Linked DNA regions of Mus musculus: region 2 is linked to region 1. Evidence: chromatin loops called from intact Hi-C (ENCODE). Cell type or tissue: left cerebral cortex. All regions are shown on one strand. Links, peaks and the distances in the headings refer to the core of each region. The heading gives the core; the rest is flanking DNA. Region 1 holds the start of Optc (opticin). Region 2 holds the start of Zc3h11a (zinc finger CCCH type containing 11A).

Region 1 (16,316 bases), core at 3,140-11,139:
TCATCACCCTTGTTTTGTAGACGAGGAAACAAGATCAGAGGTGACTCACTCAGTGAGCTCAGGTCCTAGGGCTGCAAAGCCCCTGCCTTTTCTTGGCCAAGAAAATAGGGCTGAGTGAAGGCAGAGAAGCACCTCCTAATATGGAAACAGTCGATGTTTCGAGGGCTAGAACAGCCAGAGACCTCCCTGTACGGACAATCCCAGTACTTCCTGCACAGCCAAGAAAGCTAATGTGTGCAGGTTTTGCATCCCACCAGGGGCCCGGAGCCTGTTCTCTGGGCCCTCTGTAGGCCCACAGCACACAGGAGACAGGGAGCGAGGATGTTTGTGAAGAAGAGCACAGGCTGAGGAGCACACAGCTCTTGGTGAGCACAGCGATGATGGCCTGTTATTTCTGTACTCAGGGAGCTGAGGTAGGGGGAGAATGAGTTTGAGGGCATCCTGGACTACATAACAAGACCCTTGTTCACACACACACACACACACACACACACACACACACACACACACACTATGGTAATTTTTTTTTTTTACTATTTATCTATTTGATACTTCTAAATATGAATTGGCTTGCAAAAATGAGCCTACATGATTGAACACTGCTTACTTTAAGGACAGGAATGCATTCTGAGAAATGTGTCATTGTGAAATTACTTACACAAACCAAGAGGGCTAGATGACTCTTGTCTTAGGGGCTACAAAGTTACAGATGACTCTGTCTTAGGGGGTCACCACCATGCATGTAGTCCAGTAGTGATAGAAATGTTGTTGTTGTATGGTTTGACTGTACTTCAAAGAGACAGAGGCTGCACACGAGCAACTGGTCTTTGAAGGCCCTTCCCAGGTGCTGCAGCCAGCAAGTTGGGACATATCAGTCTTGTCTATTCTCCCATTGTCTTCAGTGGAGGATAGCCTGGGCTCTGGCTAGCCCTGTTCCTTGGGTAGCCCTATAGGATCACATTTGTGTCAAATGATTCGAATCTAGCCAGTAACCCCTTGTAGTGGTTTGAATAAAAATAGCCTGCCTAGGCCCATGATGTTCTTAGGAGGTGTGGCCTTGTTGGAGGAAGTGTGTCACTGTGGGCTTTGAGCTTTCAGAAACTCAAGCTAGACCTAGTGGCTCACTCTCTCTTCTTGTTGCCTGCCAATTTGGATGTAGGACTCTCAGCTCCTCCTCCAGGACCATGTCTGCCTGCATGCCACCATGCATCTGACCTATAATCAAACCCCCAGTTAAATGTTCTCCTTTGTAAGAGTTGCCGTGGTCATGGTGTCCCTTCACAGCAACAGAAACCCTAACTAAGACACGCATCAAGTTGTGTCTCTTGTGAATCTGACCATGGAGAGTCACTGACTATTTAGAGGTAGACTTCAAAGCCATTAAGATGGATTGTAGGAGTTGGAATCAGAGTGAGCTCCACAGACAAACTGGAATTTTCAAGGACAGAGTGGATGAGCTGGTCTGGGGCGCTGGTACAAAGAGGAGCAAATGCGTAGATAAAGGCCAACGCTAGAGCAGCATCCTCACAGAGGGGAGGGGGAGCTGCCGGCACTGGCTTCTTGTGTTCTGCCCCCATGAACAGGATCCTGGGGCCTGATAGCACCAGGTTTCCTATTTGCAGAGGGTGTAGACACTACCAAGATGGCATGATGTAAAACACCCTTTTCTAGAGAATGTTTAATAAACCATACATGGAAAAAGGAAAAAAAATGGGAATTGATTTTTGGCTCTAGACAAGAGTGGAGCATGAACAGCTGTGAGGTCAGGGTACATGAGAAGGGTGCACTTCGTACGGCAGACTGATGTCCTGACTCACCACGAATGCCTCAGGCTGTATCCCAGAGCTCTGCAGCCGATTCAGGCGGACGTCCAGGAACTCAATGCCACTGGGCAGCACAGGCAGGGCTGCCAGCTGGTTCTCTGGAAGGATCAGATCCTGCAGGGCAGGCAGCAGGCGGAGGGCATCGTTGTGGATGGAGGAGATGGAGTTGCCAGAGAGGTCGATCCTTCTCAGTTTTGCTGGTGGATGTTGGGAGAGAACACAGGGTGAAACTGGAGCATCTATCCCTCCTGGCCCCGTGTGGGCTGTGCTGCCTCCATAACTTGGCCCATTCTTTGCAAGGGAGTTCTAACTAGCTCACCTCCTGCACCAAGTCCAGACCACAAGAAATGAGGCCAAATCAGATCTCCTTTTAGAAAAAACATGGCATTCCACAATAACTTTCTCGAGAGCTTTGGTTCTATGGTAGTTAACCTACCTTAAAAGACTCGTTTCCACCCCCTAATTCCCACCCCCTTCTCCAAGGACAATAATCAATAAGTTCAGGAATTGCTGCATTCACCCTGCTACCCCACCTACACACTCCTGCACAGCTTACTTTACATGGAGGACCCAAAAGGCTATCAACAATGTGAGGTAGAAGCTGGAGGCCAGCTCCTGCCTTCCACCTCAAACAGAGAATATGCTAGGAAGTAGCAAATCAAAGAAATAGTAAAAAGCTTGTTAAAGGCATCAGGGCCATAGAGAAGAAGCTTAGGGGAGTCTAACCCAGAGGCCAACTGTGGGAGGCCAGGAGGGAGGTCTGTCCCAGAGGCCAACAATGCTGGAACCTTTTGGAAATGTTGCCTCGAACAGACCTTCCTTTTCCTGTGCCCCAGATCTTTCATGAGAAGAACTGGCTACTTCTGCCTGCCATTTTAAAATCTTAAAGGAAAGGAACTGGAAGAATTGGGGCCTCTGTCCCTTTGACAGCCAGGAGCTCGTGTCTGTACCCTGGCAGTCCTCTCTGCCTTGCCATCACCCTGTCTCGAAGCCTAACTCACTCAGCCCTTTGAAGTCTCCAGCCTGGATGTGGCTGATGTGGTTGAAGCGAGCATATAGGTAGGTGGTCATCTGGGGAAGAGGAGGGATGTTCTCCAGGTCTGCATCATCACAGTAGACAGAAGAGCCAAGGCACACACAGACCAGGCAGGTAGGCAGGCCTGGCCGAGTAGAAGACAGAACAGAGGGAAAGCTCTGGTCAGACTCTCTTCAGGCTTCTGTGGCCAGTGATCTTTGCCTCAGTGGATGTCTAAGCCATGGGCATCTGTGGCCCTTAGATGGATGGTTTTCTCCCCCCAGAATCACCCAACACAATGCACCCAGGCAACACTCATAGTTGCTCTCAGTCCTGGCTTAAAAGAGGATTCACCTAACTATCACTCAATGCAAGGCTCCTTGGTGCTTTCATCAGACCCTGATCCTTTTAAGTTCTGAGTTTATGTGGCTCTTTCTAGGACCTCTGTCTATCTCTTTTCCAGAGGACTCTTCTCTAGTGTCAAAAGGTACAGTGTAGATGGAAAAAGCTAGAATTATATGGAGTGGTCAATCGTTGCTGTCTCTGTCTTTGGAAGAGGAGCTGGCCATGTTCTATGTGGATTCAGGAAGCATAGCAGAGCTAAGGTAGAACGGACCGTGCCTGCTTAGCATCTGTTCCCTCTTGGGATGTCATCAGTATCCTGATTTTACACTGGAGAACAGCCCTGGCCTCTTCTCTGTCCCGAGTGCTCTCTCTGCACCCAATGGTCAAGAAATTCAGACAGCTGACCAATGTTAGTGTCCCTGGCTATCACAAGAGCTCAGAGATGACTTAGAGGGAGGCTTGTATCCAAAAGGCACCAGAAGAAAGTTCACAGTCCAGAAAATGAAGCAGCAGGAGGGACAAGCCAGGGCAGGGGACCGAGGCTCTGTGCCCTTCTTCTTCCAAGGCTAAGAAAGGCAGGTGTGACTGAGACCCTTTATGGTCTCTTCAGGTCTGAGACTATAGCTATGAGAATGGACTTCCCATGGCCATCCCCACTTCAGTAGCCCAGGTCCATGCTGGCGAATATCCTAGAGGAGAACAGGACACCGAGCACCAGCAATTCCTGAATAAGCTTCATTCCTCCTGGGTCCCAGGCTTTTGATCAGAGTCAGGGGTGCTGCATCCCAGTCTCAAGGGAAGGAGGAAGGCATTGGGGGAGGGGCTGAGGGGTGCTAACAAGGGGGAATTTGAAACTGAAGCTAGTGTCTCTGCTTCATTTGCTCCCATGCCAAGTGACAGCCACAGTTACTTATTCTCCTCTCTAGGCTTTTAATCATCTCTAATCTAATTACCACTCAAACTGTTCCCCCAAGTGATGCTGTTAATTAAGGTAGGGTGGCTTCGCTAAGGTGTAGGAGTGCTTGCTTGCTTGCTTTGCGTCCCACTCAACTTGTGCATAATATTTATACAAAAGTATCAGGGACAGCCGGCCACTCCCCCTTTATGGTGGTGGTGCTTGGTTTTACCATGACAACCTCTCCTTCTTTTCCTGCTCTCAGAAGACAACCCAGACCCAGGACCCCCTGGCCTTAGCCCTCACCACACCCCACTGTAGAACTGCCTGGTGCTAGCTTAAGGTTGCTTGGCCCATGCGTGACCTATGAATACTGTGATCTTCTGATTGCACGCACTTACCATGACTGCTCTGGGAGTTTAGTAGGCCAGTGGTGGTAGGTACGGCCATCGTGAGGTTTGGTGACAATGTCTTCTGAGCCACAGTGCTAGTGGGACTAGTTCTTGTTGGAAGAGTCAGATTGCTTATTTTAGCCTGGAGATACAGCACAAAGCACACCACAGACCGGTCTATGCCTGAGAAGGACTTAACCATGACCCCTGGAAACCTCAATTACCCAGTTTAAACTCTTGCAGAGGAATAAGTGGAGGGAGGGAGATATAAAGATGGAGCAAGGAAGGGGCCTTATCGAGCAGAGCATTGAGCGACTCCATACACAGATGAAGACATTAAGGTCAAAAGAGGAAGGGGGCTCAGAAGTTCCCAACATAGAGCTGAAGTCTGGATCTCTGGTCATCCAGGCTGGTGTTCATTCCGTCCTCTCCATTGTATAGGTTGGCACTACTCCCTTTCTCTACCCAGACCCTTGTCACATCGCAGATGGACCATGCCACACATAGTTAGTCTCTGCAGAGGACAGGAGATCTGGGAGGACTTCAGACTGGAAGACAGACTACAAGTTCACAAGCTAGCATTTCCCTTTTTTTAGGGAGAACATGGAGACACTGCTGACCCTCACCCCATGTCGTGGCTCATGGGGAGGACCCCATGAGGACTCCTCCTGGGAGTGGTCCTACCAAGTGTGCCACATGGAGTAAGATATCGGTGGCTAGTGTCCTCTCTTGTAGTGGCCTGTAAGTGACAAGTTCCTCAGGAGGGATAAGAATTTGTACCTTATGCCTGCCTGGGAAGATAGCACTGTTGTAATGCAGTTGCTTTGTGAGAGGAGGGCATGAGTTTGGTCCCCAGAATTCACTATAGTTTGCTTTGCCATGGTCTTTGATTAAGGCTCATAATCTTGGAGATGGGGAGGCTCATTGGCCGGCTAGCCTAGCCTTCTTGACAAGCTCCAGGCCAGTGAGAGGCACTGCCTTCAACAAAGTGAGATGACTAGCTCCAGGGAAAGATCTAAGGTTGTCTGTCCTCTTTCTTTCCTGAACATGCACATGTATAACACACCCACACACAGACACACACACATACACACAGGCACACACACATACACACCCACACCCACAGACAGACAGACACACACACAGAGACACACACACATACACACAGGCACACATACACACACACACACACGCGCGCACACACGCACACGCAAACGCAAATTAATATCATATAGTAAAAGTGTTGGGAGAGGTTTGTATTATAGGGCAGGTGAAAAGGGATCTGGTCCCTAATCCCGTTTCTTGCAGGGATTCCAAATCATCTCTGTCCCCTCACCTCAGGGATCTGGTCTCCATAGTCTGCCAGTTCTTCATAGTTGCTGAGATCAATGACCTCGTTGTAGTCCTCTATGCTCAGGGTATGGTTCCCCACATACAGGGACGCGTAAGTGTCACCTTCCTCAGGGCTCTGCTCTTCTCTTTCTCTCTCCCCTAGGAGAGAAGCTGTCTCTGCCTTCTGCAGCACCAAGCTCAACAGACTCAGGAAAGCCAGGAACTTCATGAGGTTCTGAGGGAGGGGTAGGAGTGGGAATGGCTGAATCCCTCTGAGGTACATCCTGTGGGTAGAGGGCAGAAGGGCCGTTATTTTAGCTTGGCTTGTAAGAATGGCTCACCAAGTTAGGCAGCCTCCAACCTGCATACTTGCTCACTCTTGCCCTCTGACACACAAGCTCACTCAGCATCCTCATCTCACACTCTTTAAAGTCCGGTCTGTATCTGGAGGTATCTTTAGCCATCATTCCCACTGCGCCTCACAGTGTGGTGATCCATCACTCGGGCTCCTGTGGACAGCTTCCACAGGCTGGCTTACTCATTTCACCACAGACGTGCATACCAGAGTCCCATGTTTACTCACCTGCTGGGCACTGGTGCATTTGCACCAATATTCTCTAAGAAACAACCACATATTCAGGAGAAACCCCCCCCCCTCTCATCAAAACAAAAAACAAAACAAAACAAAAACAGTAGCAGCAATAACAACAACAAAATAGCCTTAGAAAAACTACATTAAAGAGACTTTTGGCTGGGCATGGTAGCGCATTCCTTTGATCCCAGTACTTGGGAGGCAGAGGCGGGCAGAATTCTGAATTCGAGGCCAGCCTGGTCTACAAAGTGAGTTCCAGGACAGCCAGGGCTATACAGAGAAACCCTGTCTCAAAAAAACGAGAGAGAGAGAGAGAGAGAGAGAGAGAGAGAGAGAGAGAGAGAGAGAGACTTTTGTTTCCTTTTTTCTTTTTCTTTTTTTTTGTGAGATAGGCTCTCATGTACCCTAGGTTGGCTTCAAACTTATGTAGTGGAGAAGGACTTTGAACTTTTGATCCTCCTGCCTCTACCTCCCATGGGCTGGGATTACAGGTGTGCACTATCATGCCTGGTGTATGAAATGCTGGGTATCTAGCACAGAGCTTCAAGCATGTTAGACAAGCCTGCTACCGACTGAGCTCTCTCCCTAACCCTACTTGTGGCTACTCTAAGGCCACTCGGTCCTTCAGTCACTTAAACATCCATGGGACGTTTATTAAGTTGTAGTCCCCGGATATTCCTCTCTCTGGAGGTGCAGAAAGGAATGAGGTCCAGTCCTTTGTAGGAACAACCAGTCACTTTGGAGACAAAGTCTTAGAACTTAACATACAATGTAAAAGAAGGACGTTGGCTGGTAACATCGCCTTAGAAATGCAGCATTTTAGAAACACGTTGTGGAAAGCAGAGGGTTGGTATGAGGTTCTGCAGTGTTTTGCCATCAGAAAGCTCGGCAGCTATCTGTATACATATGTGTCTGCACTTGGGTTCCTGGGAGGACATGGTGTGCAGGCGTATGAGCACAGACGTCGTCTGCAGGTCACTCACATCTGTGCAGGCAGGTGGAGGGCTGAGTGTGCTGTGGATACGGAAGTGCCTGCAGCATCGTAGCCATCCATCTGCAGCTGATTACACAGCCCTCCCAAAGCCGCCTGCGCAGGTTTCTTCCTAATCTCAGCCGGGCTGAATGGTAAGTCCCCAGCAGTAGTAAGAGGTCGTATCTCTCTGTTCCCTATTCCCACTCCAAACTGAAATCTATGCTCTTCAAGACCACCCCCAAGGCAGTTTACTGACCACCCGGAAGCCCCTCGCAGCTTCTTTGATCAGAGCCTTGTACTCTTGCCATTCTCTGCCCAGTTCCTGCCACAGCCCCGACTCCATCCCTTTGCTTTTGTGCCAGTGGGCATGAGGCCTCCAACCTTGGACCTTACCTTTTAGATGCTTTTGGTTCCGTCTGGCTCAGCAGCTTCCAGGGAGCTTCTGGTGGAGATGATGACTGCCTGTCAGAGCAGGGGACAGCTAGACACCCCCTCATCTATTGGCCAGGGAGAGGACGAGTGGTTGGCCAGGGATGCATGTGTCTAATTAGATTCCCCATTCTTTCAAGTGCCCTGCTGTTTCCCTTCCTTTTTCCTCAGGGGTCCCTAATCTCATTTCTTCACTTAATGAACAGGAATTCTTTGTGTGGGGGTGAACACACACACACACACACACACACACACACACACACACTCATGGCCGCTACACCTTCTTCTCTGATCTTTGAGGGTTGGTCAGTTAGATTCCAGAAGACTCATCCAAGCTGAGGTTTCTTGGATGGATGGAGCTTGCTGTCCCTGTCCCCATCCCCATCCCCCACCCCACCCCACCTCCACTCCCTCAGAAATAACGACACTGGACTTCATAGATGGAATCCAAAGAAAAAAAGAGCTTGAACTGGGGCACCCCACTCAGCCCTATCCCTAGAGCACTGTGGTGGTACAGCAGGAGACAGGGAGTCGGGTAAGATGTAAAGACTAACTTCAAGCTCACAAGCAGTGGTCACCAACAACAAGACAGGAAGTTCTCTAACTCCCGTAGGAAGAAAGGACAAGGACAGGAGTGGGACATTGGCTTACAAACACCCAAGACATTGTCATTGTGCATAGCCTCTGGCCTGGAACCTAACACTTCTCTCCCAACTCTGACTTTCCATGGGCCCCATCTTTCTTTGGGATGTGCCTCAGATATCCCCAGAAGAGGGTAGGGGCTGGCGAATGTCATCCGGATTCCGCTGCCCAGGCTCTTCTCAGATGCTCTCCACCCCCTCCTCCTTTCCTCTGGTCACACCCTGAATCCCAGCAGGGAGGCCCTCTGAAGACCACCGATACAGGACGAAACAGAGGGCAAAAGAGAAACGATTGGTCCAAGGTCACCCAGGCCTAGCCGAGCACTACATTTTGAGTGTTAGATTCTGAGTTCACAAGGCTCACCTTCTTACAACTTCATCTCAGGAATCCTGAGAACACAGTGACTCTACCCTCAGAACAGATGGCCTTAGCAGAACCCACCCCCAGCTTGCGATGCCAGGTGAGTGGGCAGACCTAATAGACCCCGAGGACTCCTCAGCTGCTGTGGGAAGGGGATTCCGGCAGCCAGAAGAGGCCGCCTGCCAGAACAAGGCTGTTTTGTCTCGGAGATCCCCCATCTGGGAACTGACAGCTTCAGAAACTCGGCTGGGTGGAAGGAGATAAAAGTCACAAGCCAAGAGGACGCCCTCGAAGCAGATGGCACATTTGGCTGGCCCTACCCCTTCATTCTGTTCTTCCAGAGACCCTCGGGCCCCACAGACAGCCGAGACCGTGGCCCCCTCCCAACTCCACGCAATTTATCCCTACAAGGAATATAGATGAGACTGTTCATTCATTTCCCCCTGCCACCTGCTCTCACACTTCTCCCTGCTCTCGGTGACACACCCCCCTTCACACTCCCGCCGCTCCTCTCCCACCCCACCCCGCCCCAGTCGCGCCATCTCGCCTGAGCGTCCGCCCCCGCAATCCCAGGCTGCGCAGCCAGCCCTGCACAGCGCCTGCGCCTGCTCCCACGCACTCCCCGCCCCCCGCCCCCCCGCCCCCCCAGGCAAACCCTGCGATGCAGGCAGGCTCTCATCCTACACTTTCTCCCAGCTTCTATTCCCGCCTTCACAAGCTTGCGGTCGGTCGTTCCCATGGATTTCGGGGGCATTGGTGGATGGGAACGTGGACCTGTGTGGGAAGCGGCAGGCGGGCGGGCACAGCCCCTGATCCACGAGCCTGCCAAGCGCTGCCCTTTAACAGAGACACGAGGTGTTACTGGTGAGCTAGAGGCAACAGGCCATGTGGACACAGAAGTCTGGCCAGTTGACCCTGCTGCTGCCCTGTTGTGGGCAGTGAGAGAGGAGGGCAGAAAAGTTCAGAGACCCGCCTGCCTTTTGGTATTCGCAGCTGAAAACTGGGAACCCCCATCCACTCCGATGTGGACTCCAGCCTAGCTAGCTACCGATTCGTATCTCCTCTCCTTCCAAGTCATACGCTTTCATTCTTCAGAGCCGGCTCACGCGAGACTTCCCAGGCTGAGTTGCATACAGTTAACATCATTACAACTAAGAGAAAAGAATTCGTGCATACACCCCACCCTCTTATCAAGAAATTAATTCCCCAATGGCATGGGGTATGCATCCTCCAGCTTTGAATTCCTTCCTGGGGCCTGCCTGGCACACACCAGGCAGGTAGGGCTGGCCGAGGGCATCTGTTAGTTTTCATCCTCCACAAGACAGCCTAGGTTAGGCGGGTTGAGAATCCCCCTCGGTAGCCAAATCCCCTCTAAAGAGAGCCCTGGCAACTACTCTTGTCCTTTTGAACTTGTGCGTGGCCTGTAGATCTTTCCAGATGATTTAGTCCTTGGCTGCTTGCCCTGGGCACTTCCTGTGCACCCTGTATTTCTCCAATTAGTTAGAAAAGATGACTCTTCCTGCAGTGCCTTGGTGCTGCGCACTGAGAAACCCTCCACAGTTTGACATTGGTGGTTTCAAAGAACATGGCTGCTTTGATTTCAAGTGGAGCTATTAGATTTCTGGACTGACTTTAGGGATACTTTTTTATTTTTTACATGAAGGTTATGAGTTTTGAGGATATTGTCTAAGAAGAGGCTTTGCGACATTTCTTTTAGAAGTTTTTTTCTTCTTTCTTTTCCTTCCCTTCCCTTTTTTCTTCTTTCTTTCTTTCTTTCTTTCTTTCTTTCTTTCTTTCTTTCTTTCTTTCTTTCTTTCTTTCCTTCTTCCTTCCTTCCTTCCTTCCTTCCTTCCTTCCTTCCTTTCTGAAACAAGATCTTACTATGTAGCCTTGACTGGTCTCAAACTCCTAGAGGTTTGCCTGTCTTTGCCATCTGAGTGCTGGGATGGCAGCCACCACCCCTGGCTGCTAGGAGTTTCTTAATAAGGTATTTGGGGGGCTTGAAGCCATGACTCAGAAGCTAGGAGCATTCATTACTTACTCATTCATTTAGAGGACTGGGATTTGGTTCTCAGCACACACACAGAGGCTCTCAACCACTCATCACTCCAGTTCTAGGGGATCCAGTGCCAACTTCTAACCTCTGTGGTCACCAAGCACACATGTGGTGCACATACATACATGCAGGCTAAGTGCTCATACACACAAATTTAAAACACACCTTTTAAGACAAATTTTTTTTTCTCTCTCCCTATCTTCTCAGCGAGCAGTAGGGAGCTGGAGAAAAGACGGCTTTAAGTAGTCCTGCTGCCTTTGACTCATTCACACAGTCAGCTTTGTGCTGGGTGTTTTCCATATGACTTTATTTCCTCTGCTGTGAAGCTTGCTGGAATGCGGACGCTGTATCAGAGTTAACATGGTCTTTTGGAGAATAGATAAGATGTACAGGGTGAGAGCTGGCGCATGCACGCGCACACACATATGCACACACATATGCACACACATGCACCTGCATGTATAAATGCTAATGGCACTGATTGAATAAACTTGTGTGAGGAGGGGCTTTCTAAACCTCAAGGTAACCAGCACTGTGTGTGTTTCCTGTAAAGCCAGTTTAACTCTTGTCCCTCTAGCTGATGGCTGCAGAGAGCAGTGGAGGAAGCTGGCAAGGTCCACGGTTGGATAATGGGATGCTGATGGTGGGATGCTAGTTCAGGTTTGCAGGATCAGTGCCTGCCCCCATCCCTAGCAGCCACAGGAGCTGTGATCCCTGTGGGCCTCCTGAAAGGGGCAAAAGTTGCAGGTTGTCATAGGTGCAGAAGGGGCTTGTCCAGGCTGTAGCACCAGGTTGCTTTCAGCCGTAATGATACATTGACTTAAGCAGGAGCCTTGGAGAAACCAGCTGCAACTAGGGTGAGGAAGTTGCACAGCAGGGAAAAGAGGTTGTGTGAAGTGGGCTCTATTTTCAATGCGAGAAAGGTGATGGGGAATATAAATGGGGTTTCTGGACTATAGGGCCCAGCCTAATCCAATGTTTTAAAACAGTTGTGTGACACCATCTTGGGGAGAGGAAAAAGCCTCCAGAGACTCCCCCAGCCTAAGGAGAATTGGTCCTGTGCCTCACTCACTTCTAGAACATTCATCTCCACATCCTTCTCCACCCAGGCAAGTGTGGCAGGGCAAAGGCAGCCTTCCGGTGAGGGAGGAGAAGGGAAGAAGAGAAAGGCAGGGAGCCCAGGTTCTTGGAAACCCGCCAAGCTGCTCACCTGGGCTAGGAAAGGAGGGTAGCAAGTCTGCGGGGGAGGGACACTCTATGCAGGGAATAAATTAACTGCAGAGGGAGAATGGGTGATGCCACTTGTCCTGCGCTAGGTGTGCTCTAGAAGAGGGTGCACAAACAGGAGCTCTGGGAGGGACTCAGTTTACAGATGTGGAAGCCGAGAGCAAAATGAGCCCTGGCAAGGCCTCTGTCAAACTAGCTTCCCTTAGACTCTCAAAGACTTCTCATTCACAATCACTCCTGATAGGAATGAACCCCCAGCCTCTGCCCTTTCCTTCAGACCCAGTAGGAGAAAGCCCATGGCCCTCTTCCCCTAGGGAATCAGGGAATTGCAGTATCATGCCACCAGCCACCAGATGTCGCTGATGAGTCGGCCTTAGAGGTAGAGGCTAATCCCCAGTATGGAAGAGGCTTCTGGGAGATTCCCAGGTGCTCCACCTCTTCCTCTGTTTCTCAAGAACTGCCCTTGGGGTGGGATGACTCGACTGAGTCTCACACATAATAGAGAGCAGATGAAGTGGTGTGATGCCTCTTGGCCCTCCATTGTCAAGTTTGGGTAAGGGAGATTGCAGGGCTTGGCGACATCCACATAGGCCCAGTTTTGGGCTCTGACCCCACAGCTACCCTCCTATTAGCCAAAGTCTAGTTCCTTGCACCACTTTGTCCCTGGCTGTTCCTTTCTGAGGCCCAGCCAAGAGGGTGTGTACTGTGTTTGCCCCAAAGGAGGGAGATGGGAAGCGGAGGAAAGGCTGGAAGTTGTGGGGAAACCCTGACCCTCCACCCCACCTTAGTCATCCCCCACACTTCCTTTCTGAAGAACTCGAGACAGTAGGGAACAGGGTGACATCTGTCTGGTGTCAGGAAACAGTGGCAGAGGACAGCTTTGGAAGGGATCTCAGGCCTAGGAGACCTGGATTTGTCGGCCTTCTTGAGACAGTTACCCAAATGGGGGAGTTCTCAATGGAGGAACTTTCCAGGGTTCACCTCTGGAATGACTTCTGCTTCTGACTCGGCTAAGACTAAAATAAGATGTCAGTCCATGGCCCAGCCTTACCCATGAGAGACTCGTGGTGTGGGGGAAGAGAGGGGATATGTCTGTTGGCGTACACCTGTGTTTCTGAAGCAAAGGGAGACCAAAGAAGAGCAGAGGTCTTGGCTGGCAGGGTGTCTTTGGGCTGGGTGGGGAATCTTGCTTTAGAGCCGGAGCAGGTTATACAGTATTTACCATCCTCACGAAGGGACGAGAGGAAGGGCAGGGCTGGGAGCGAGAGAGGGAGACAGATAAAAACAGTGGACCCCAGAGCTTGGGCCACCAGCCTTCAAGTGCTGTCAGAGGAGGTCCAGCTCTGGGCACAGCCTAGATGACCACGGACTGCAGGAGGCGGAAGCACATCATGAGGTCCAGTGGGATGGGAGGCTTCAGAAAATTTCCATCCAGCCGCAGGTAGCGCAGGTGGGGCACGTTTTCCAGATCCGAGGAGAAGTCATGGAAGGCCACTAGGTTGTTGGGGCAAATCTGGGTCCCGTTGATTTCTGTGGAGGAAAAAGGGAGAGAAGTCAGCCACAGAGGAACTGGCAGCACGGGAGAGGAGAAAGGGGATGAGAGCCAAGAGTGTGTGGGCTCCATTGTCTATCCTATTCTCTGGACAGGGTGACTCTGGGAAAGTATGACTGTAGGTCACCTGATTTCCAGAGCAGGTATGATTGTAATCATCTAATTTTCAGAGCCAATCTATTCAGTTGTAAAATGATTTCAGTTGGGGATGATCATGGAGGGGTCATTTCCTACAGGAATGGTTTATTCGAGGACTAAACAACTGAACAATAGCGTCTTTCTCTGAGCCTTTCTGGCAATGCTCTCAGAGGCGATTTTACTTCCTAGGCTGACCTTGAACTCCCAATCTTCTTGCTTCATTCTTCCCAGAGTCGGAATTACAGGCACCATGCCCAGTTGACAGAGTTTTGTTGTTGTTTGTTTTGTTTTGTCTCATGGAGTCCAAGCCTGCTTTGAACTTCTGAGTCTCCTGCCTCCACTCCTCAAGCGCCAGGGTTACACATGTGTACTGCCATGTCTGGCCTGACACTTGCCTGAAGAGGACTGAGCCTCATGCTCTGGGCTACAGTTGGCACATCAAACTCGGGACTCTGTGAGTGTTCCTTGTGGAAACTGTCCTAGCTGAACATTACAATCTTCCAATAGAATCAGAAAACAGTTTTTAGCTGTTTTATACCCTGACTATGTAGCTGCCTCTGATTCCCCGTCACAGACTTTCTAAAAGCCAAGGCTCAGATCTGGGAAGGCCTTTGTCATGACTGCTGCTGGCTTCTTTTGCAGCGGGCAGGCCAGGCCCAGGACGTAGCACTTTGTATCTCTGTTCTACTGTTAGGAGAACAGCTAGCAGTATTTCTGTGTCTGTCTGATCTACAGGTCCAGTGGCCAGAGAAGCTGATGCTGATGAGAGGGGATAGAGAAAGAAAACCTCATGCCTTTCAAGCATGATGTTCAGCGCACTCCATCCATACACGATTAAGTCATCCTACTGATTCTGTGTTAGAAGATACTGCCACCCTCATTTTACAGGTAAGGAGACATTCCATATGGGTCTAGTATCTTTTCAAGGTTACTCAGACGCAGAAAATAGTGAGGCCACAGTCAAAACTAGTGGGGTTTCTTTTTCCTTGTCTTCAATGCTAAGGACACAATGTAAGGTCTTTTGTTTGTTTGTTTGGTTTGTTTTTTTTTGTTTTTTTTTTTTCGAGACAGGGGCTGTCCTGGAACTCACTTTGTAGACCAGGCTGGCCTCAAACTCAGAAATCTGCTTGCCCCTGCCTCCCAAGTGCTGGGATTAAAGGCGTGCGCCACCACCGCCCGGCAGAATGTAAGGTCTTATGTGCACATTAGAAAGATTTCTGAACTGGGTGGTGGTGCACACCTTTAATCCAGCACCTGCAGGAGCAAGTGGATCTGTGGACTACAGATTGAGTTCCAGGACAGTCAGGACTACAGAAACCCTATCTAAGAGGAGGAGGAGGAAGAGGAGGAGGGGGGGAGGAAGAGGAGGAGGAGGAGGAGGTGGTGACGGCTGCTATACCACTGTCCCAGTAGTTGCTTCTTGTTACCTCACAGTGGTGTTCCTGAGAAAGTGTGGCTGCCCCGAACCTCTTCTCTCCCCTTTGCCCCACCTCCCCAACTCACTCTCTATGCTATTGTTGTTGAGGTACAGGTGTTCCAGCTTGTTGCTGATGGCCGGCACGTTGCTGATCTTGTTGTGAGACAGGTGGAGCACCAGCAAGTTGGAGATGTTGAAGGAGTTCTTGGGGAGCCCGCGATCTGACAGTTTGTTGTAGTTCATGCGGATGAAGGCCAGGTTGGGGAAGTCCTTGAAGTACCCGTTGGGGATGGTCTCGATCTTGTTGCTATCCAGGTAGAGCTGGTGGATGGCTTGGGGGACTTTGGGGGGCATCTTTCTCAGGATGTTGTGGGCTAGATTGAGCTGCATGAGGTTTTTGAGGCCCTGGAAGGTGTCGGCCTTGAAGACGCCGTCGCTCAGCCGATTGTGCTGCAGATCCAGGAGCAGCAGGTTCTCCAGCTTGCTGAACACTCCGGGCGGGATCCTGGAAATGAGGTTCTGGCTCAGCCTCAGCTGTTCCAAGTTCCGGGGCAGAGCTGATGGCACCTCTTCCAGCTGGTTCTTCTCCATGTAGAGGAATGCCAGGCTGGGGAGCTTCCCCAGCACTCTCTGGTCCACCTTGCGAATTCGGTTGTTGTCCAGGTTGACCCACCTCAGGCCCGTGGCATTCTGGAAAGATTCCAGAGGAAGCTCAGTGATGAAGTTGTTCTGCAAGTAAAGGTAATGGATTCGGGGTGGGATGACGGGGACCCTTCGCAGGTTTCGGCTGTCACAGTAGAGGGCTGACGGGAAGTCAGGGGGGCAGTAGCATTCCCGTGGACAGTCAGGGAAGACAGATGGAGGGCCGGGAGGAAGAGGTGGAGGCAGGTCTGTCGGCTCTGCTGGCTCGGGGGCCTGAGGAAATCTGGGTGTGGGCCTCGGCTTGGGTTTACGCCTAATCCCAGGTTTTGGTCTTGTCGGTTGGCCTTGGGCCACTGAGGCCAAGATGAGGAGAAGTGGGAGGAGCCAGAAGAAGGATGCCCTCATGATCCAGGTGATGTACCTGCAGGAAGGAGACTGGGAGTTTAGCCTCTTGTGGAAAGGTGCGTGTTCGTAGGAAGCACAGGG
Region 2 (16,316 bases), core at 5,282-13,281, 240 kb before region 1:
AAGAAAGTTTGAAATTAACAATAAAGTCAGTCACTTGAGAAGAAGTCTCCTTAAAGTGCCAGGATAATAGAAGTGTCAGATCCTTAGAGCACTAGAGTAAAGCACATTCAGAGCCCACAATTGCAGTCAGCAAAAAGATAAGCCCCATCTGATGAGGTCTTCCCTATGTGTAGAGTGGCTATGTCATGTGACTGTAATCCTTAAACAGCATCTGAATATGCAGCATATATTAAGTATATGAATATACAGTATATGGAAATCTTGGTTTTTTAATATGCTGAGTGAAAATACCGTTCCTATAATACAAAAGTTAAAAACCATTAACAAAATAAGGAGAAAACATTTTTATAGAATGATCTATCAACAAAATGGCCAAAGAGTTGCTATCTTTACTAAAAACAGTACAATCAAGAGATTCCATAAATAAGGAAGGCCTCAGTTGTTCAGTAAATTGTTAGAAGTTCTTCTGAGTAAGGTTTAACTATTCTGTGAATAAACTGGTTCTAAGATAACACAAATGTGTGCATCCAACTTACTGAATGCAGGGCTTCTGTTAATGATATCAAACCCCTCAATGTCTCCCAATGGGCAATACATTACATTATGGCACGTCCACATCGTGAAATACATGCTACATAGCTACTACAAAAACAAAATAAAGCCACTTATCTAGACAAGGAGCTACTCAGTAACAATTAATGATTTTTTTTTCTCCAAGGAAAAAGAATTATAGAATGTCACCTTAGCTCCAGGAAGAAATGTTAGTTTCTATTCCCCCGCACCCAAATTAAAAGCTTATTTAAAAAATTACGAGAGATAAAGTGTGGACAATGGCTTTTGAGCATCACTAGTCTAGCATGCCTTAAATTACAGTGTACTCCTTTCATGATAAAGCCCCATCCCCACTTACATTAGCTGGTTGCTCTCAACAGGAACATCTGTGTCTTCACTCAGTTCCAAGCTATTACGCCTGTAGGTCGAACCAACACTCAATCCATGAATTAATAATAATGAGGTAGAAAGAATTTTCTTCCTCACATTGCCAAGGAAACCTCTCAGCCACAATTGAAACACAGGATGTGTTTTTAAAACATCTTTAAAACATCTCCCAACTCCTGGAAGATTAAGTCCATTTGTATAACCTCTGTCAGACTGGAGACAGCTAGCATTAGTTATCTCCTCAAAAAAATAAAAAAATAACAACAAAAGTTCATTTAAAGATGAACTTAAAATTCAAAGAATTTAAAAAAAATCCATCTTCCATAGCTGAGCAATATAATTTAAAAATAAAAAGATGAAAAAAAGAAAAAAGAAAAAAGTAAAAACACCACCAAAATTCAATAAGATCCAATTTCTGGTCTTCAAGATTTCTTCACCTATTAAGAAAAAAAACAGAAACCTTCCCCCATCTTTATTATCTGTATAATAAAAGCATACTGTATGTAAAAATATAAAGTGTTTTATGTATATAATATCCATATAATATATACTAACAGGCTTATACACACACAAATGTATAGAAATAAAACATTTGGGTAACTATTCTTTTAAAATATAATATAAAAGCTTTTATATTTGGGTTCAATATAAAAATAGTGAACTTACTCTTATACCAAAGTACCATGAAGTTAATGCTACTAAATTTTACCCAGTCACAAAATCAAGATGAAATCCATATAGATGGATGTATTGATAGATACATATATTTGTCAATGTATATGGTATGTTTAACAATCATCGTCAGGGAGTGTTTAACCAAAATAGGTACAAGTGTATAGTTACAGAGTAACTACAGAGTGGGGCAGCGAGCTGAAGAAGGCAGAGCAGCATTACAGCCATTCTGAACCAGCTCGGGTGGGCAGGCGGGCGGGGGAAGCACAGATATGCTCACGGGAAGCACAGAGATGCTCAGGATGCTTACTCTTCTTCCTTTAGATCAACAGAGCATCACTGGCATGGCATTCAATGCTGGCCCTGCAAAGGCTTCCTGATAACTGATGATTAGAGCTAAAGACTTCACTCCAGTTGGTAAAAGGGTAAATTTGGGGGAGATAAAATTTCACTTCACAATGAATGGTGCATTTACCATTTAAGAATTTAAAATTTAAAAAAAAAAAGTTATTTTAATACACAGAAATGAGTTTCAAAACCAGCCCAGTAACAAAGTCACTTTGCTTCTTATGTAATAAACACTACAGACTTTCTAGGCTAAATCTTGCCAAATACTATCCAAGACAAAACTAAAATCAAGACTTAAAAAAAAGTGGACACCTTTTACTCACACTTAATACTAGTCAATTTTCCAGGAATTTTTTGGGCAGGGAATATCCCCAAATCTAAAATGAAAAAAAAGGAAAAATTGGGATCTTACATTAGTTATTCAATCTGAAACATCTAATAGACTTACTAAAAGTCAGCTCTCTGTGGCCTCCCACTCAGTCACAGAAACAGACTCTCCGAGTGGGAAGGCACCTGCAGGGCCACTGAGACAGTTCACTCATTTCAGCAATGATGCCTAACACAGTAAAGTTTCAACTGCTTATCTCAGTTAAAAATACAGTTCCAAACTGCAGTTAGGAACATCATGCTATGGACCAGGAGCACCCTTGAAAAAAATGAACAAGCTCTAGAAATATTCTCTGGGAAACTCACATGGGGTCTGCACGTTCACGAGGCTTGCTTGTTTTTTGATTTTACAAACATCTAATGTTTTTTACTAATGGGTTATTTTAAAGGCACCTATATAATCCCTGTTTTTGGTACTATATTATAAAAAGCAAATCAAAGACCAAAAAGTCATTTTCTAATTGTTTTGTAATGTTCCCTTTTATATAGACCCAATCCTAAATATAAAAGATAATTCTATCATACCCAGTAACCTGACATTATAAACTGACCAGGGTGAGGCAACTATAATTTCTAAAAATGAAACAATTTTGTGGGTTTTCATTCTGTCAAGCTGTGTCAGGGGTTTTAAAGAAATTAAAAAACAGGGGAGGGAAAGACTATGTTAATGCAGTCACTAACACATTCTAAACACCTTTGTGCTCATAGAAGTCCTGAATCACTGTATTTATATAAATAATAACTGAAACCCAATCTTCCACAGTGGAAGAAGTTTTTACTCTAATCAATGACTAGCTCAATCTACCAACCAGAAATACCTAAGTCCTTCAACGCTTCACTGTGTTTCTCATTAACACTGCCCTCTCTCTCAAGTGATACAAATGACACTTTGATAGATGTTAGTTACACTGAGTTACAACTGTGAAATTTTCAAAGTTAACCTTCATTTTGTCATCGTTACACTGCCTCTGTGGAGTTTTCAGTCTTTCTGTAATTTCGGATTTCCTCAGGTTTTTCATTTTTGTAAGGCAGGATCTTAACATGTTGCCTGGGCTGGTCTCAAACTCATGTGCTAAAGTCATAATCCAGCCTCAGTGTCTCAAATAGCCAGGACTACAGGCACTGTGAACACACCCAGCCATTTTTTTAAAAGGATAAATAGTACGACTACATATAGTAACAACAGCAATAAGATATAGTAATATAGCGAAAGCTGCCCATTTTAAGTAGGACAAGGAAAAGGAAATTAAGGTAGTATTTCTTTTTCATTGCTCTGAACAGCCTTATTTTCAGGGTCCCAGCTCAGAATCAATGTAGAATAGTCATAGTTAACATTCTCCAAGTTCATTTTCAGAAATATGAGCTGTTCTATATTATCAAAGTCCATGTTCATGATCTGCTTTGGATGAAAGTGGCTATTTGTGGTAAACATGCATTCAGATTGCCAACTACACATGGGGCAACTCAGATACTGAATGGCAACTTGGGTCAAAGCTGGCCATATGCTCACCTTCCTCTGCCAGTAAACCAAAGGGTCATCACCTCCTGAGAGCTCTGAATACTTCTCTTTGAAGTACTCATCTACTACTGCTACCGCAGCGGGGAGCAAGGAGCTTTTGCTCCCAACAGCAACACTGCCTGCGGCTGAGCTATCCAGAGAACCTGCACTGGAGGTGCCTTCTTTTATAGAAGTAAACGAATCAGTTCCTAACCTAACTAAAGGGCCAGATGTTTCAGAACTTGAAATCTGGCAGGCCCCTGGCGAAGATTCCATATAATTACAAACCTCTTCTGCAAGGATCTGTTTGTAAGTTTCTAAATCAGCACCTTGAGGAAAAAAGTCCTCCAAACTGTTCTTAAAACAAGGATCTAACAAAGTAGCCAAGATACAATGCTTGGATTTGAGCATGGCACTTAGTAAGGCATCACTTTCAAGTTTCAAAGATAAACTGTCCACCAGATTGAGGGCCTGAGTAATACCTCTGACTTGAAAATCTTCTCTGAGTCTCTGCAGGGAAAAGAGGAGATGGTGGATTAGGGGTAGCACCTGATTCAATCCTGTTGTCTTCACACTCACTCTCTGGGTGGCCTCCTCAAATGGCTTAAGAATATCACAAACGTATGTCATTAGAGTCCACTGAAGGGAGGTAAGTACAACTCCACTGGCTCTGCCCAGACTATGGTGAACAGAGTAGCAATGTTCTAAAAGCCATTTTAACATGTAAAAGGTAGAAATCCAGTGGCCAGTTTCATCCTGCTTCAGATTCTTCCATGGAAGCTGGTGATCATTTTGGAATTCTTGTAGTATCTGGCGGGCTTTGACAGAATGGCTAAAATGATGGCAGGTTTTCCTAGCAGCCACTAACATATTCTCAATACTTTTGTGCTCACAGAAAAAGTCCTGAATCACTATATTTAGACAATGCAGGAAGCATGGCACATGGGTAAAGCCACCACCTTTGATTGCATGTACCACATTAGAAGAATTGTCAGAAACAATGAAGCTAGGGGTAAGGAAATTAGGAGAAAGCCACAGACCAATCTGGTCATTTAATTCTTGTAAAATGTTAGTTATCAAACAGTCTTTGGCTAAACCTGTAACACAAAGTACTGCCCACTTTCTAAAATTGGGAGTCCCACCATTACTGGGAGAAGATGCAGTTTCCAAAGAGACCCAGTGTACAGTCACAATGAAATAGTCAGTGGAAGGGTCATGAGTCCATATGTCAGCAGTCAGGTGGATCTTTTGGCTTTGAACATTCTCTAAAGTTAAGAAAATTTTTTCTCTAACAGAATCATATAACTGAGGTACAGCTTTGGTGAAAAAGTAAGTCTCTGATGGCAATCTATAGTCAGGAGCGACAATCTGTAGAAACCTTTGAAAGGCTGGGGTTGAGAAATAGTTGTACGGATGCAGATCCTCCACAATCATCTGAATAACTGCCTGACTTATTTGATTTGCGGCTGCATTTTCACAATGTGTCGTCGTTTCTCTCTCTTGTGCGTGCACCGGATTATCTTGGTCTGCAACAGGAATAGGACTCTCAGATCTATTTTCAACCTCTAAACAAGGGGGTTCATCTGTATCAGAGTCACTGAGGTCCTCAGCTGTTAAATCTTGGCTGCCTGATGACTTCTCTCCAGGCATCGTATCATTCAGGAGATCACTGCTCTCTGTTTCAGTCTCATCTAATCCGTTTCCAATAGCACCACTGTCTTTGTTGGCAACAGCCCAATGGATGGGATGCGTGGCCTGAAGATGTCGTTGAAGTGTTGAAGTTCCTAAGTGGGAACCTGGCCTACCCCGGCTCACACTTCTTTTACATATGTTACACACAGCTCTTGAGATGTGCTGAGGGTCAGTATAAAAAAAATTCCAAACTGCAGATGTCTTGGCTCTCGTTCCTGGAATTAAGGCATGCTTGACAATGTTGCTTTTGATGAGAAAGCGCCCTCTTTTTGCCCTCAGGGCATCAGATGCTGACTTATCGCGCTTCTTACCCATTCTGTTTTCATCTACAGAATCAGTAGGAATATACTCAAAGCTTCCATTGCTTCCAGGAGAAGGAGGAGACAACGATAAATCCAAGGTAAAGTCCTCCTCCCCATTAGTGACTCCAAACTTGTTGGCCCTGGTCCAGTGAGGAGAATGCCTTGCCTGAAGATGTCTTTGAAGAGTAGATGTACCAAGATGGCTGCCTGGCTTACCCCTGCTGACACTTTTTTCACACAGGTTACAAATTGCTCTCCAGGTATATTGGGGGTCAACATGAAAGAAGTGCCACACAATGGAGGTTTTGGCTCTGGTACTAGGCAGATAGATTTGCTTTTCTATGTTGCCCTCAAAAAGACTTTCTTCATCTTGCTCAGGGGCACCGGAAGCTAACGAAGCAGGGGCATCAGCAACAGGTCTCCCAGACCCCAAATCCTTACTAAACTTTTTGGCAAGAATCAATTTTTTTCGGCGTCTTTTCCCCTTAATTCGCAAACCCTTCTTTCTTTTCTTTTTAGCAGGCAATTTTGTCTCTTTATTCGCTCCTTCTGCCACCATCTTTCCCTCTACCACATCGTCTTCGTCTGTGTTTGAATTAATGGAAACGCACCCCAGAATCCCAGCATCACCAAAAGTACTGCATCTTCTGCCAGGAGAGATTGAGGAAACTGGTACACTTAGAGTACATACACTCATTCTCTTTATGTCTCCACAATGCGGACCAGAACCTCTCAGTGGGTTTATTACTCTGGCAGAAATACAGCTGACCCTCTCCACTTGTATTACCTTTCCTCCAGTTTCTATGGGGAGTCAAATTCCCTTTCAACTGATGATTTCCAAGCCAGGTTATTTTTGGAGGAAAAATGACAGCAATGGAGAACATTCCCAAACTCTGTCTTGCAGGGCTTTAGGAGTTCTTGTAACTTTCAAATTCAAATCGTCCAGTGTCCTTATGTTATAGAAAAGAGAACCGAGGCCCATTTTCCCACCGTCATGGGATCTGGAGCAGCTAAAGGTTAAGTCTTCCAAATTGCAGGTTCACGTTCTTGCTGCCGAATCAAGAACTTCATCTGCTGGAAATGCCTTCAGTTCTTAAAATATGTACTTTTAGTGAATCCACACGACAACAACACTGGCTTTCCCTTAACTTCGGGAATATTTTCAGGAAATTTCACTTAAGCTTAGTGCACCACTCAACAGTCATCATTTAAGACTGACTTGCCAATACAACCTAAAAAGTCAATTCCGGCCAGCTAAATCAGATTCCACATACTAGGCATTAGCAGTAAGCGCTAGCTGTGCCCTTTCTGTTCTGATATTTTGAAAACTATAGGTGGCTGAAGAAAAATTAACTGGAAATAAAATTTCAAAACAAGGTAACAAGCTATATTCTTCATTTACGGTTTCTATCAAGAGTTCATATTTTTAGACTGAAGCAACATTACATACAACCTGTAAATAACTCATAAATTGACATTCTATGAGCAGCCAAACTAAAATAAGCTTTAAACCACTTCCATTCCTTTTCCGTGGGCCCCCTCCCCTCCCCTCAATACCAACACGTTTACCCTACGAAAGCATGGCTACCACTAGCTGCACAGCCGCCTTCTCTGGGTTCAGAACCAAAGCCTGGTAGATGTCAACAAAACGAGCCTTCCCCATGGGGATCCGCACCGATTATGGGCGTCTAAGGGGTGTTCTTCGTACGATCTCACCAATCCTACAAGAACGAAGAGTCCCTGTAGCTCTTGACTTCGAGGATGAAGGCTTGGGCGGGAGAGTAATCAGGGTAGGGAATGGGAATAGGATACCAGAATTCGACTCTGTATGTGGAATATTAGAAAACCTCCAAAGTAGTGGGACCCTAGAGAGGAAGGCGAGGAGGTAAAGTCGGGTCCAGGCACTTGATCTGATCTCGGGAGGGAGGGCCAGCTAACTAAAGAAACTGATTCCCGGAAGAGAGCAACCTAGTGTCAGTTCCCCCTCCGGGGGTCCGAAACAGTCGCTTTTCCGGGGCTACCCGGGAATCCCGGTTCGGGAACACCGGATGTGGGGGGAGGGGGAAGAGGTTGGTAAGTAAGGGAGCAGGCGCCGTGGGGGTGGGGCGGAGCGGGTGGGGGCAGGGAGGGTGGGAAAGTGAGCTGAAGTCTGCCTAGGAGCCCAGCAGGCCGGGGCCGCCGGCGGGAGTCCGGGTAGCTGCCGTGCTGATGGGCCCGGTTCAGACTTCCCGGGCTAGGCCGAAAGTCGGGCGAGGGGAGGCCGCTGCCACTCCCCTCGCCCTCTTCTCCCTCCCAGGCCCCAAGTCACCCGGGAATCAAAAAATGGGTCTAGTTACCAGAGAACAGAAACTTTACCGAACCGATGACAATGTCTCCGACTCCCGCGTGCTGCCACGTCTTTCTCTTTTCTTAGCTGCGGTCGCCCGCCGTCCTCACAGCAGCCGAACAAGCAGAAACCCAGGACTGCCAGCGTCAAAGATGGCGCCCGGCTACAGGCTCGCCTTTAAGGCTGGGCCAGTGAAAGTGCCAGCACGACGCAAAGCGCAGGCATTCTGGGAGTTGTAGTTTCCTCTATGAGGCCAGCCTTAAAATGGCTTCTTGGGTCATAGGGTCACGTGTCACGGAGGCACGGGGACCGGAATTTCTTTCTGTGGACCCGGATGCCTATCAGAAAATTATTCTTCACGAAAGTTTTGTTTTGTTGTAAAATCAAGGAGAGAAGCAAGAAACCTGTCTACCAGATACCAAACATTCAATTTATGTTAACCAGAGTGTGTATAATGAGCCTTCCAAACCTGATAGACATTTAATTAAAAATTAGCTCCGAACTAACTGACCTGTTGTGGCAGCACTTAAGAAGCAGAGGCAAGCAAGTCTCTGTGAGTTTGAGAACACCCAGATCTATATAGTGAGTTCCAAAACAGCCAGGACTATTTAGAGAGTCCTGTATCACAAAACAAAACAAAAACAAAAACAAAAACAAAAACAAAAACTACTTTTCTCTTGCAAAGTTGAAGGACTTCCATAGCAGAAGTTCTGCTCTGGATGCTTTCCTTTACTTAATCACATTTATCTGTTTGTTTGTTTTGGCTTTTGAGACAGATATACTATGAACTCCTAACCTGGAACTTGCTCTGTAGACCAGGCTAGCCTCCAATCTTTAGCAATTCTTCCTCTCCTTGAGTGCTAGTGCCACAGGCATCTGCTACCATGCCTGGCTAGTTTTGTCTGTCTTTCTTTCTTTCTTTCTTTCTTCCTTTCTTTCTTTCTTTCTTTCTTTCTTTCTTTCTTTCTTTCTCTCCTTCCTTCCTTCTTTCTTTCTCTCCTTCCTTCTTTCTTTCTTTTTTTCTTTCTTTCTTTTTTAAGGTTTATTTATTTTATATGAGTACACTGAAGCTGTCTTCAGACACACCAGAAGAGGGCATCAGATCCTATTACAGATGGTTGTGAGCCACCATGTGGTTGCTGGGAATTGAACTCAGGACCTCTGGAAGAGCAGTCAGTGCTCTTAACCACTGAGCCTTCTCTCCAGCCCATTTGTTTGTTTTCTTAAAACAACGTGTGTTAGAAAAATAATCCATGTTTGATAAGAAAGTTACAAGATCGTGCAGTATGTAAAGCACTTTCCATGTATGCCTCAATTCCATCCCCAAAACCCATAAAGTTGTCCTCTGACATTTAAAAGTATACTGTGACAGGAACACCCATCAGACAACAATCTTTTTTTTGTTTTGTTTTTGTTTTTGTTTTCTTCAAGACAGGGTTTCTCTGTGTGGCCCTGGCTGTCCTGGAAGTCACTTTGTAGACCAGGTTGGCCTTGAATTCAGAAATCTGCCTGCCTCTGCCTCCTGAATGCTGGGATTAAAGGCGTGTGCCATCACTGCCCGGCGACAACAATCACTTTTAAAAAATGAAAATAAAATTGTAAGTTCAATCGCCAAGTTGGGGGTGTCAGGAAGTTATGAAGAGCAGTGGGGAAGGAGGAATTTACGAAGGTTGAGAGACAAGAAGGAAAAAAATATGAGCAACTACCTCTCATTATTCACGTTATTTTGTACTTTTTCTTTAATATGAAGACAGACAGAAACACACACACACACACACACACACACACACACACACACGCTCGCGCACATAGTTTTTGGGAAAGAAATGGCCTCTGGGCCTGGTATAGTAGTATACACCCCTGATTCCAGCTCTTATGCCACAATAACATAAGATCACCACAGGCTAATCAAGACTATGTAATAAAATCCACAACAAAACATTCGAGGCGTGGTGGCGAGCACCATTAGTCCCAGCACTGAGAAGGCAGAGGCAGGTGGATCTCTGAGTTCAAGGCCTGCCTGGTTACAGAGAGAGTTCCAGGACAGCCAGGGCTACACAAAGAAACCTTATCTGGAAAAACAAAACAAAAATGACATCTGACCTTGCAACTTTAAGTCATAATGACAAACCTATGCAGGGGTAGCCAGGGTGCTCTAAAAACCTTTGCTTTGTTTATTGTTTTTGCTATTACTGGGATTGGGGGGGGGGGAGGGCTTGCTTTTGTTGTATGTCGAGACAGTCTCACTCTATAGCTCAGGCTGGCTGTGAACCTCTTGTTCTGCCCCAGTTTCCCAGCTGCAGTCCTTCCAGGCCTGTGCAGCTGGCCCTCAGCTATATTTAGATAACTGTACTAGCTAGGCATTGGAGAATTCCAAAATAGGGTATGTTCCTTGTCCATATGGCAGTTTGGAGTTCTCCTGAAGATGTGGTAAGTATCTCTCAGGCAGTGAACACCAAGCATCAAGCCGTGGTTTACACGGAAGTGACACACTCAATTCTTATATGATCCAGATAGATGTGTGTGTGAGTGTGGGAAGACTATAACACCAGCATGCTTCAGTGAAAGGGACAGCTGTTATTCTTCGCTCCAGCCCATTTGTACCTAAAAGGGATGGAATGCAGGCCGAGTATTGGCATGTCTTCTGAAGTTTTTAACATGAGCAGGACAGAAAGAAAGAGAGTGGGGGGTGGGGAACGTTCACCAGAGATTTAGATTACTGGGGGTGCAGGGTGTACAAGTGTGGACCTGTGGAAGTTAGAGGACAATTTCAGGCATTATCCCTTAGATGCCATGGTCCCCTCTCACCATCTTTCACCATCCTGGAACTGCAGGCAGGCTAACAAGCCCCAGGACCCCACCTGCCGCAGTCTCACCAGTGCTGGGATTGTAACCCCACTGTGGGACTGTGAAAGGTAGCTTGGTCCCCCTGTTGAACTAAGGCTTGAAACCCTGGAGAACCTGGAGGGGTCATGTCCTCTACGTGTGGAGGGATTGGGGTATTGTGCTTCAGTGACTGATGGTCACAAATCTATAGGGGGCTGCTGTTAGTGACAGGGGCTTGGTGCCTGGGATCAGGTGAAACTTCTACTGTCCCTTCAGGGTCTCTGGAGTTGCAAGCCTTAGCTCAACTGGGGACCAAGCTACTTTTCACAGTGCCACACCCCAGGGCATGCCTGAGCTTGCCCATGAGTTTTAAGAATCAAACTCAGGGCCTTGAGGTCCTGGAGTTAGCGGTTACTCAAGAAGCTATCTCTTCAGCCCAGAATTCAGGCCTTTTTGGTGAAAAACTTCTACATTTGGAAGCTCCTTCAAAAAATTTACTTTCTGGGCTGATGTGCAATCTCTACCTTCCATTTTGTGTGGAGGAGTGAAAGAAAAACCCAAGCAGCAAAGAAAGTCAACAGTGGAAAGTCCATGCAATCGATCGTAATTGAACCAAACAAGCCACATTCCAGCTCCAGCAAGCAGCAGATCGAGGCGGCTTTTGACAGGTGGGTCTGGCTTTAGAGTCAGGGGTTGTAGAATCTCCCTCTGGGAGGAAGCTCCCTCGGTGTCCCTGTACAGAGGCCCAGAGAAGCCATTGTGTGAAGCTGTGAAGGCAAGGCCTGGATTGTTGGACACCCCGGGATGCTGGAGATACCAGAGTCGTGGGATACCTACGTAGGAAAGCTGCAGACCCAGCATGGGACCAGCACAAGAGAAAGAAGTGGGTCGTACTTAACAGAGCTGAAGGAGATGGAGGTCTAAAGAGGACTGTGACATCAGACAGGGAGAATACAGAACTTGGAGATTACCCTGCTGGGTTTTTATCTTGCTTTGGTCCATTTTTTCCTCCCTAGACTCCCTTTCCCCACATTTGGAATGCCAATGTACATTCAATGCACTGTATGCTAGAAGTATGTGATCTGCTTTTTTGATTTTGGTTGCACAGGGATTGCAGTTAAGGGATTGCCACAAGTCTCCGAAGGGACTTTGAACTTTGGGCTTTTAAACCTTGTTGAGATTGTGATAGACTATGGAGAATTTTGAAGGATTGGATGCATTTTTGCATTATGAGTGGTACAGCCTATGGAGATCATACTGTAGAATGTGGTGGTTTGAATAAGAAAGGCCCCCAAAAGCTCATATATTTGAATGCTTAGCCATTTGAATCAATATCATTGAATCAAAGTAATTGAATCAAATAGTAGCACTATTTGAAAGTATTAGAAGGATTAGGAACTATGTGCTCTTTAGAATGAAAACCAAACCAAACCAAACCAAACAAACAAATAAAACAGGTCTTTAATCCCAGCACTGGGGTGTTTGGAGGGCAGAGGCAGGTAGATGTAAGTTCAAGACCAGTTTGTTTTACAGAACAAGTTCTGGGACAACCAAGGCTACACAGAGAAGCCCTGTCTCAGAAAAGCAAAACACAACACAACACAACAACAAAAGCGGTATGGCAGCTGGGCGTGATGGCGCACGCCTTTAGTCCCAGCACTTGGGAGGCAGAGGCAGGCGGATTTCTGAGTTCGAGGCCAGCCTGGTCTACAGAGTGAGTTCCAGGACAGCCAGTGCTACACAGAGAAACCCTGTCTCGAAAAACCAAAAAAAAAAAAAAAAAAAAAAAAAAAAAAAAAAAAAGCGGTATGACCTCCTTGGAAGAAGTGTGCCACTTCTCTGTTCTCATTAGAGATGAGCTTCGAGTTTTCAAAAGTCCACACCAGGCCAAGCATGTCTCTGTCGACCTCTCTCTGCTTCTGGATAGGTATATAGCTCTCAGCTCCTTTTCCAGCGTCATGTCTGCCTGTATTCACCATTCTACCCAGATGATGATGGCCTAAACTCTGAAACTGTAAGCACACCCCCAAATAAATGCTTTCTTCCGTAAGAGTTGCCTTGGTCATTGTGTCTGTTCACAGCAATAATGTAGAACACAACTACAACTACAACAGAGTGTTTCTCTGGGGTGTTGTTCTTAGTCAATGGCATCAGCCACCATCTGCCCAGATGTTGAAGCCAGGAAACTAGGCAATATCAAGGACTTTATTAAAACAGGACAGTTTACTGACTTTACTTCATTTATATACATATATATATATATATGTATGTATGTATGTATGTGTGTGTGTATGTATGTATATGTATATGTGTATATATATACACATGTATGTATTATATATAAATTTTTTTCTGTTCCTACATATATTTTTTTTCTGTGCATCATCAAACCCAAGGACATACACATTCTAGACAAGCACTCTGTCTACATACTTATTATGGAATGTGTGCCACGACATTTGACTTAATATTTTTAAAAGAAATTTTTCTATGAACAAGTTTGTGTGTATATATTGAAAACTGTTTATATTTGCATTTTTAAAAAGAAATTTTGACCCATACCTGCAATAATAGACAACTCTATCACTGAGCAACACATCTATTATGCTCTGTAGCCTACATCTCTAGCTCATAGTTGTGCATACGTGTATATAGGATATACACCTAGCTCAGTAAGTCACGAATTAACTTGTTTTGAATCCTTGGGACAGAGTTTCATATAACCTAGCCTTGAACTTTCCATGGAACAGAGGCTGGTCTTAAACTCTGACTTATTCTGCCTCCATTCAGGTGCTGGGACTCAGGTGTGTGCCCCCACTCCTGACTTTCATCTGCATCTCTGTCAACACTCCCATTGCAACTGCTGAATGCAAGCCTTTGACACCCATTGCTTACTGCCCACATGGCTGACATCTTGGTTTTCTTGCCTCTTCTGCTCTCTCTTTAACTACCTTTCTTTTCTTTCTTTCATTCATTCTTGTTTGTTTGTTTGTTTTTCTTTGTGTAGCCCTGGCTGTCCTGGAACTCACTCTGTAGACCAGGCTGGCCTCAAAACTCAGAAATCTGCCTGCCTCTACCTCCCCGTACTGGGATTAAAGGCGTGCACCACCACTACCCGGCTTTACTTTCTGTGGTTGAAAACCACTCCTCTTCTCCTCTCTTTTTCCCTCTTGTCTTGGAGTTCAGGCTGGCTTTGAACTCATGTAGCCAAGGATGACCCTGAATTTCTGATTTCCCTGCCTCTGTCTCTCAAGTCAAGGATTAAAAGTATGGGTCAGAATTTCTCTTTTAAAAAATGCAAATATAAACAGTTTTCAATATATACATACTAACTTGTTCATATAAAATTTCCTTTAAAAAAAATAGTAAGTCAAATGTAGTGGCACACACCATAACAGTGTAACTAATGCTAGTTTTATGAGATATAGGCCAAAAGCTCACTGGGAAAATGAAGACAGCCTGATTTACATAGTGAGAACCTTGCCAGCCAAAGAGACAGAGTGAGACCCTGTCTCCAAAGCCAACAAAGATCTTTTATAATAAATCCACATGAGAGCAATACAGACTACTACACTAATTAAGCCAGATCATAAGAGTCTTTTAATTTTGACCAGTGACCAAGAGTGCGCTCATGCCTCAAAGTCTCTTGGTACTGAAGCTCAGGAGTGCAATATTTTTGAAAGCAGACCCCACAAAAATCCCAAAGACATCCATAGTGCACTGGGTAAAGACTGTCTTTGTATTATTCAGATGCTGATTTCTGTAGCAGCAGAGATCTGAATACAGGCCAGACTTTGGTATTGTTATTCCAATTGCCCAGCTTGAGCTACGTATTTTGTAAACACTCCCTCTCTCACCTTCTGATTGGTTTTAACAAAAATCTGAGGGCCTATAGCGAAGCGGGACAGGACAGGCAAGGCTTCTGGGGAGAGACCGAACTCCAGGAACGTCAGGGGTGGGAACATTTGCCAGCCCGACACTGAGGAAGAAGCGGGCCAGGTACTAGAGCCTGAGAGGTAACAAGCCATAGAGCAGACATAGAATTATATAGATAGGTAAATATTGTATTAATTTGTAATAATTGTATTAAACTGTATTAATTAACTGTATCAATGATTTTGTATTAAAAATGTTGTACAAATTAATTAATTGTATTAATAATTGTGTTAAATTGTAATAATGTAAGAGCTAGTGGGGAACTAGAATAACCAAAGGCCTAAAACTATTTTAAATAAATATGTCTCTGTGTCATTATTTAGAGCTAGGGCAGGCACAGAAAGGCCTTATGCAGGGCTGGAGACATGGCTCAGTGGTTAAGAGCACTGACTGCTCTTCCACAGAGGACCTTAGTTCAATTCCCAGCAACCACATGGTGGCTCACAACCATCTGTAATGGGATCCGATGCCCTCGTCCCCGGTGTGTCTGAAGACAGTGACAGTGTACTCATATACATTAAATGAATAAATAAATCTTAAATTAAAAAAATAGGCCTATGGTTATATACATTGATGTTAAATGAAGGTCAGAATAACCTTGAAGCATTTGTTTTGATAGAACATAGTAGCTATTTCAGACAACACGACAATTTTGACTTATATATACCTTTTTTAGTTATTTTAGTTTAAGTTTATATAAACATGAGCATTTTGGTTACTACATCTGGAACATGGTTAGAGTCACGGAAATCCCACATGTGTTGCCAAGACAGATGTGACTACTGGAGGTGTGGGGTAGAAGACTGAGACATGTCTAAGCTAACACAAAATGGAGTCAGGACAAGATGGCTTCACCTTAGTCTCCTTTTACTGACACTGGTTAACTGGTGAGAACCGGAGTGGCTGTCTGAGGCAGGGGCTGTTTACATTTTATTGTTTATCACCTTGCTGTGGTTCTAATCTCATTTTACTATGCATGAGTTACTTTTATTGTAGGAAAACTGGCTTTTAAAATCTCTTTTGACTTAGCAATTCTACACTGAGCTGCTGCTTTATAGCTGTAGTCACACAGGGGCAAAAATGACATAGAAGAACACGGTGTCCCTAGTGCCCGTAAACACTGCCGGGACTAAATATTAAATATTATAGTCAGGCTGCAGAGATGGCTCAGCAGTTAAGAGCACTGGCTGCTCTTCTAGAAGATCCAGGTTCACAGTGGCCCACAGCCACCTGTAACCCCAGTTCCAGGGGACCCAGTGCCCTTTTCTGGACTCCAGGGGCATCAGACATACATGTGTTGCACAGATACTTGTGGGCAAAACAACCATAAAAACAAAAAAATAAAGTTTTTAATTAATAAAAAAAAATACAACCATAAAATGGGGTTCCA

Evidence for each region. A loop is a pair of places that touch in the nucleus more often than their neighbours do. Peaks named below come from ENCODE experiments on the same cell type or tissue, not always from the same donor. Only the 100,000 strongest peaks of a DNase experiment are listed, where the experiment ranks them.
Region 2: it touches region 1 in a loop (5-fold over the local background); 3 of 42 quality-filtered maps call a loop at or near these places.

Annotation. Positions count from the first base shown.
Region 1 is chr1:133,899,171-133,915,486 of GRCm38, forward strand. Optc (opticin) reads right to left here and starts at 8,003. Exons shown (of 7, transcript NM_054076.3): 1 at 7,761-8,003; 2 at 5,807-6,086; 3 at 4,480-4,612; 4 at 2,825-2,983; 5 at 1,818-2,020. The coding sequence starts at 7,864. Prelp (proline arginine-rich end leucine-rich repeat) reads right to left here. Exons shown (of 3, transcript NM_054077.4): 2 at 15,275-16,251; 3 at 11,134-13,611. The coding sequence starts at 16,235. The coding sequence ends at 13,436. In left cerebral cortex, for the core only: no CTCF peak of the experiment used is centred there; DNase peaks (open chromatin) are centred at 7,318, 9,126, 9,845 and 10,209; H3K4me3 peaks cover 851 bases; H3K27ac peaks cover 1,289 bases.
Region 2 is chr1:133,653,063-133,669,378 of GRCm38, forward strand. Zc3h11a (zinc finger CCCH type containing 11A) reads right to left here and starts at 8,337. Exons shown (of 18, transcript NM_001276767.1): 1 at 8,175-8,337; 2 at 2,283-2,336; 3 at 911-970. Zbed6 (zinc finger, BED type containing 6) reads right to left here and starts at 7,823. Exons shown (of 1, transcript NM_001166552.1): 1 at 2,817-7,823. The coding sequence starts at 6,535. The coding sequence ends at 3,593. In left cerebral cortex, for the core only: no CTCF peak of the experiment used is centred there; DNase peaks (open chromatin) are centred at 5,614, 7,551, 7,885, 8,370 and 1 more place; H3K4me3 peaks cover 2,184 bases; H3K27ac peaks cover 2,636 bases.